Linked DNA regions of Homo sapiens: region 2 is linked to region 1. The links are chromatin loops, found by intact Hi-C in ENCODE. Cell type or tissue: heart left ventricle. All regions are shown on one strand. Links, peaks and the distances in the headings refer to the core of each region. The heading gives the core; the rest is flanking DNA. Region 1 has its middle 78 kb from the start of LINC03125. Region 2 has its middle 170 kb from the start of SSTR4.

Region 1 (2,915 bases), core at 186-2,685:
GGTAGAGCTTGAAAGACAGCTCACAAAATAAAACAGATTTTCTGTCATGCCTAAAGCCAAGATGCCTTCCAACCAAATCATATATGTTATAGGCTTACTTAGGCCACCTCAGAGTCCCTTTTTAGAACACGGAGGAATACAAGGAGGGAGGGGGGCCAAGGGAGGCCGAGGAGGAAGGAATAGGTTGGCTAGGGAACACTGCCATTCCCTATCCAACCACAAAGGAATGGAAGTCCAGTAATTTTGAGGTGAAACAGAAAAGCAGAATGCCTGTTTGGGCATTAGGGTGTCCCTTGTGTCTCCTCTCCCATCGGAGCAAATCTCCAGTATATTCTGAACCCCAGATAGAAATCAGAACTCATTCCATTTCATAGCAAAGATCCTGCACCCCCAACCTCCGTGCCAGCCTATGAGTAACTCAGTGTATTCTGGTCTCTGGTCTCTCAAGATGTTGAAATGAGCAGCTTGCCCAATCGCATCCCAATGGGCTAAGAAACCTCAGAGTTCTCCTTCGAGACTGATTTCCTGATTGCACAATCTCTGAGCCAGCAGGCCTCCTATCCATGATAAGACAATGGCCCAGCCCCAGTAGATAGCAGATTGGTTTCTAGGTCCAGGCTGAGCAATCTCAAATAAGGGCATGGCAGCCAAGGGTGGCTTGGACTTGATGAGGAAGGTCATTCATCCTGATTCTGCAGCTGCTAAGGCACCACAATCAACCGTTTTTTTTGTTTTGTTTTGTTTTAATCTGCTTAGTGCTTACCAAACTGTGTCTTTTCTCCTCCCAGGCCGGAGGTTCCCAGGAGCAGACCAAGAGAGTCAATGTCATGCAGCAAAAGTCTGCAGCACCTCACTGCCCAGGGCTCTGTGCTGGGGTGTGGGGTACAAAGCAGGCTGTGCTGTGACCCCAGACTCAAGAAGCTCACACGTGGGAGGCCACTGGGAAGCCAGAGAAGAGTCCTCTCTCCTGGACAGACTCCTTTGTCCTCAGTTTCCTTGTTGTAAAATGGTGGTCATAACAGATAGTAGAAAAACAGTAACTCCTAGGGTTTTGTGCAAATTAAATAATACATGGAAAGTCCAATAGCTAATAATTTACTGTATACCTCACATAGGTTTACTGGATGTTGTTGGATTAGCTGTTAATTGAAAAAGTTACATATTCTTCAAAGAAAGAATGAAGGGAGGAAGGGAGGAGGCTGTGCTTTAGAAGTGTATCAGTAAAATTGGGGCTGCTAAACAGCCAGAGTATGAGAAGGCATATTTGGCGAACACGCCTAATTGTTCAAGGTTGACCATGCAGAATGCAAGTCAATTCCTGGGGCTGGGGATGGGCCCCCCCAACCCTGGAACACAAAGTCCTGCCCCTGGGAATCTGGAATGGGATCACAGCATTGGGAGTTGAGGGCCAAGTCCTGTCAATGATGGCTGCAGAGAAGAGAAGTCCCCAAACCTGTCCAATCCAACTCTTCCTTGAATTCCTCGAGAAGCCCCAACATCTTTTCGATAATTTCCCTTCTTCATTCCAACTGCCTCAAGTCAGTTTATTTTGCCCATAGAAAGAAGAAACTGAACTGATGCAGATCCTTAAGGTCTGGTATGTTTAAGTGCTCCCTTTCTTTGGCACTAGCTAATGTGCAGCAGCAACTATGATGGTGGTAGGTAAGCCAGGCACTGAGGCCAGACTTCCAGCTGGAGCTCCCTCCTCTGGGCATCCCTTTCTTTACCGTGAAAATCAGAAGGTGGCCCTCTTCTCCCCCAACCCCAGCTTAGCAGGCCTGGATTCTAGGGCTGACACCAAGTTTTGCCAGCAACAAACATAAATCCTGTGGGGGAAGGAGGACAGAGGTAGAGAATGTTTTTTCAACAATGGGCACCCCATGAATGCAAGCCTCAGAAATTGCATTTAGATGATATAATTAAATGCTTAAAAAAAAAGACAAGAATGAGATCCAGTCATCTTTCCAGATATTTTTCCACTCAATAAAAGTTCAGGATGTACTTTTCTAAGCTCCTTTCCTCTAAAATGTGTGTATTTTGAAGGAAATGTAGCCCATATGTTGCTTACTCATGCTTCACGCTAAGTGCTCTTGGGGCATATTTACTCAAAGTCCAAAACAACCTCCATTTGTTTATGTTTTTAAAGAATCTCTCAGAGCTTAAAAACAGGAAGGCTTAGTTGGCCAAGTGCACTCCTTGCAAGTTTTCCACGGGTTGAGGGTTCAGCATCCATGATGAGATAGAAAGGGCTTCTCAAGTTCATAAAGGTGCATTGACCACCTGAGCCTGGTTGATGAACTGTGAGTTTATTCAGCCCGAGGCCAGGTCCGTGAGAGGAGCAGCCTGTGCCTAGGAGGGTAAGGATGGGCCAGAACCCTGCTGAGAGTCAGCGCTGGCCCAAAGCCCTGATGAGGGCATTGCCCTGCAATCCCCAAGTCTACTTCCCAGCCCTGAGTGGAGGACATCTGGGGGGTAGTTCTAGCAAGCCCAGGGCAATGGTTCACTGCAGTAAAGACTGAGAGAATTCTATCTTGGCTGGATGACCTCTCCCCTACCAAATGGAAGTGTACAAGGCAGGGAAGAGGCAGCAAGACAGTGGCATTGGGCTAGCAGAAAAGTATGGCAAGTAGAGGCAGCCTGTGCTGTGCCTTCTGCATCTGCCCTTCTCTAGCCTGAAGACCTGAAGCTTTCCAGGCTCAGTCTCATCGTCTGTAAAATGGGAATCATGCATTTACCTTATAAAGATACAAGGATCAGAAATGCACATCCAAAATACCCAGCATAGGACCCGGGGATCCATAACTGGGAACCCTTAGCAGACAATATGGGTGCAATGGTTAATATTGAGTGTCAACTTGATTGGATTGAAGGATGCAAAGTATTGTTCCCGGGTATGTCTGTGAGGGTGTTTCCAA
Region 2 (2,915 bases), core at 176-2,675, 360 kb before region 1:
AGCATGGAAGCTATTCTTCATGGCTTAAGTAATCCCCAGTAATCAAAACAAGGCACCATCTTGCTGAAGAACCCATTTGCTTTGCTGCTGGGGAATGTTGTCATGTGAGGAACTGAAGCGTAATGAGAGTGACTCACAAAAGGGTTTCCACACGGAGAGAACAGGCCACCATCTCCAGCCTTCCTTTTGTTTTCTATGCCCATAAATTTGATTTTATGCACCTTGCAGGGTTCATAGCCACCTGCATTCTCTTTCCATTGAGGATGCCCTCTGCAATCCTGGTCCTTAACCCAGAGAAAGAGCGCAGGAGTATCAGGAGTCCGGATGAAGTCTGAATTATCAGCAACTGAAAGTTGTGGTGTCAGAACACAGCAAGGCCGGTCATGAAGCTGGAGCAAAGAGGGTGATGTCACACTAGTGCGTGCCGACTATGAGCTACACCGACTCACACAGGCCTCTTTTATTCCAACAACAACCCCTCGAGGTCAGTATTAAGTTATATAGCAGCAATGGGTAACCACTGAGTCATTTAATGCACAGATGTAAATTTGGGGACAATTTTTCTTACAGTAATGTGGGGAGCAGATTCAGCAGCACACACACTGGAGGCAGAATGTTTATGTTCTGCAGAGCAAAAAATAAAAAAAAAAACCCTTTCAACCATCAAAAGACCAGGCAAGTCTTGCTGATTTGCAGGACAGAGGGGCTTCTGGCAAGATGTGCCTGGAGCCAGGGGAGCGGCGCTGAAGCCTCAGGGATGCGCAGGGAGGGGCAGGATGTGGTGTGCATTGCCCTGGAATCATGTTCCTGAGCCTCATCAAGGAGGAGCCGGGTTTCCTGGAGCAGCCGCCCCTGTGATGACACGAAGGAAAAGGATATGATCAATATCCTTTCTGAAAAGGATGGAAAAACGGCACCCTCCCCTGGACTCGCACACATTTTTTTCTAGCTCAGCAAGAAAGAGTGAGGTCCCCTCAGCCTCTGCGCACATCAGGGTGACAAAGGTGGACAATGTCTGGTTCGCCTTTCACCTTCAAGGCCAATTCTGGGACTTACAGAGTAGGTGTCAAAATTGTATTTTAAGACAAATGCACTTGGTACTGATGTGCTTAATGGCTCCATTTTAGACATTTTCCACAATTCACACTCACACCTGAGGCAATCAGTATAGAAAAATCTTGGCAGAAAAGTGAACAGGTGACAGGTTTGGGTTACCTGTGAGTGTTTAATTGAAGGACTGTGGTTTCCTTACTCCTTTGGCTTCACACAGATAATTAAAACTTGAAAGTGCTTTGAATATTTATTCATTTTTTTCACCAACAGCTGATGATCATTAAACACACAGAAAATTCACAATAAGTATTTGGTCAAGCCCTTTGTTCTTCCTGTTCGTACAAACCTGCAGGGTGGTTATGAAGATGGATGCGCTCTGGGTATACATTGGTTTTCAACTCTGCTGAAGGATCAGACACCCTCCCAGATGGAACAGCCCCACCTCTGGCTATAAATATTATAACCCCAGGGATTTCTAAGGAAATACATATTCACTGCTGAAGGTCCCAAGTGTGAATTTAGCTTAAGGAATGTGGAACGGCAGCCCCTGCCTTTAAACTTTATAATAAGGGTCCTTCCTGGAAGCGCAGCCTCCCGGGCCCACGCGACGTCTTTTCCTGGAAAACCAAAGACCTCAAGAGCTGCCGTGGCCAGGGCAGGCTCTCAGGTCTCTTTGGCTCTGAGCTCCTTTTTGTAATTCAGCTTCCTGACGCCTGCATGAAGATGCCAAACACGAAAATGGCTATTGTCCCATTCTAATGGACAAAAGTCCAGACAGGAATAGGCCTTGAAAAAAATGAGACTCTGCCCTGTTTTTGGCCAGTCCTGACACTAGGATCCTTCCTATAATACTCAGGTGAGGAAAAAACAAGTTACATATTTTCTTTACCTGCAAATACTGTGAAATAATAAAACTTTAGAGCATTATTAAACTTGCACTTCAGAAAGAAAACTATTGTATTCCCACATTTTGATTCCAACACACACCCTTCCCTTCCACCCTCACATTCTTCATATTCCTGAAATTGAGATGCATCTTACCCTCAGAGTTTACATTTTATGTCATGCTCCTCTCTTGAAAAAAAAATCTGTTATTGAGTTGGTTCTTTGTCTTTCATCTTATGCTATCTGAATTAGGGAAATGTGCCATGTGTTTTTCACCATCCAATTAATTTAAACACAAATATGCTCAATAACTGCAAAAGGTGACTCTAATGAGCTCTGTGGAAAGCATTTATTTCTTCCTAGACACAGAAATTTCCATCCTTATTCAGTTGGTCTTTCACTTATTTTTGTTCTGTTCTTGTAGGAACCCCATGTATTTCTTAGCCCACCTTGATCTTTATTGGGCTGTTATATTGCTTTTTCAAGGACATTATTATTGTATGCAAAAAGTCCTTATTCTCTGACTATGACTATGCTCTGCATTCACTTTGAAAAAAAAAGTTTGTAAACTAATTTCTCCAGTGATTTGCTCCCCCTAATGCTCTGCAAAATGCCAGCTGCCTGTGGATATTCCTGGAATTGGCTGCTTGAAACTAAAGGCTCTCAAGTTTTGCAATGATTTTTCCATGATCCTGGCTGTGTCTGAAACGTTTTGATGTGAAGAAGCATAAACTGGCTGGACCCTGAGCTGCAAATGAATTTCGTGGTCGGCAGGACTGAGAGTTTCATGTTACTTTCTGTGCAAGACCACCCACTGTCTCCCCATGACCTCTCCACTGCCCCCCACCCACTGGGATGTACAGCTGCTCTGGAGATGTTATTGAGCCATTCTCCTTCAAGTGCACTAGCCACTCAACAACACACACTTTAAGGTTACCGCCTTGCGTCCACCACTATCTTGGGCATGATGGGGACAA

What was found. Peaks named below come from ENCODE experiments on the same cell type or tissue, not always from the same donor. Only the 100,000 strongest peaks of a DNase experiment are listed, where the experiment ranks them.
Region 2: it touches region 1 in a loop (2.2-fold over the local background); 8 of 110 quality-filtered maps call a loop at or near these places.

The regions. Positions count from the first base shown.
Region 1 is chr20:23,225,070-23,227,984 of GRCh38, forward strand. No RefSeq gene overlaps it. Among named protein-coding and RNA genes, the nearest start is that of LINC03125, 78 kb to the left of the region's middle. In heart left ventricle, for the core only: a CTCF peak has its summit at 1,713 (motif pointing left); no DNase peak of the experiment used is centred there.
Region 2 is chr20:22,861,344-22,864,258 of GRCh38, forward strand. No RefSeq gene overlaps it. Among named protein-coding and RNA genes, the nearest start is that of SSTR4, 170 kb to the right of the region's middle. In heart left ventricle, for the core only: CTCF peaks have their summits at 1,494 and 1,704; DNase peaks (open chromatin) are centred at 798 and 1,678; H3K27ac peaks cover 1,835 bases.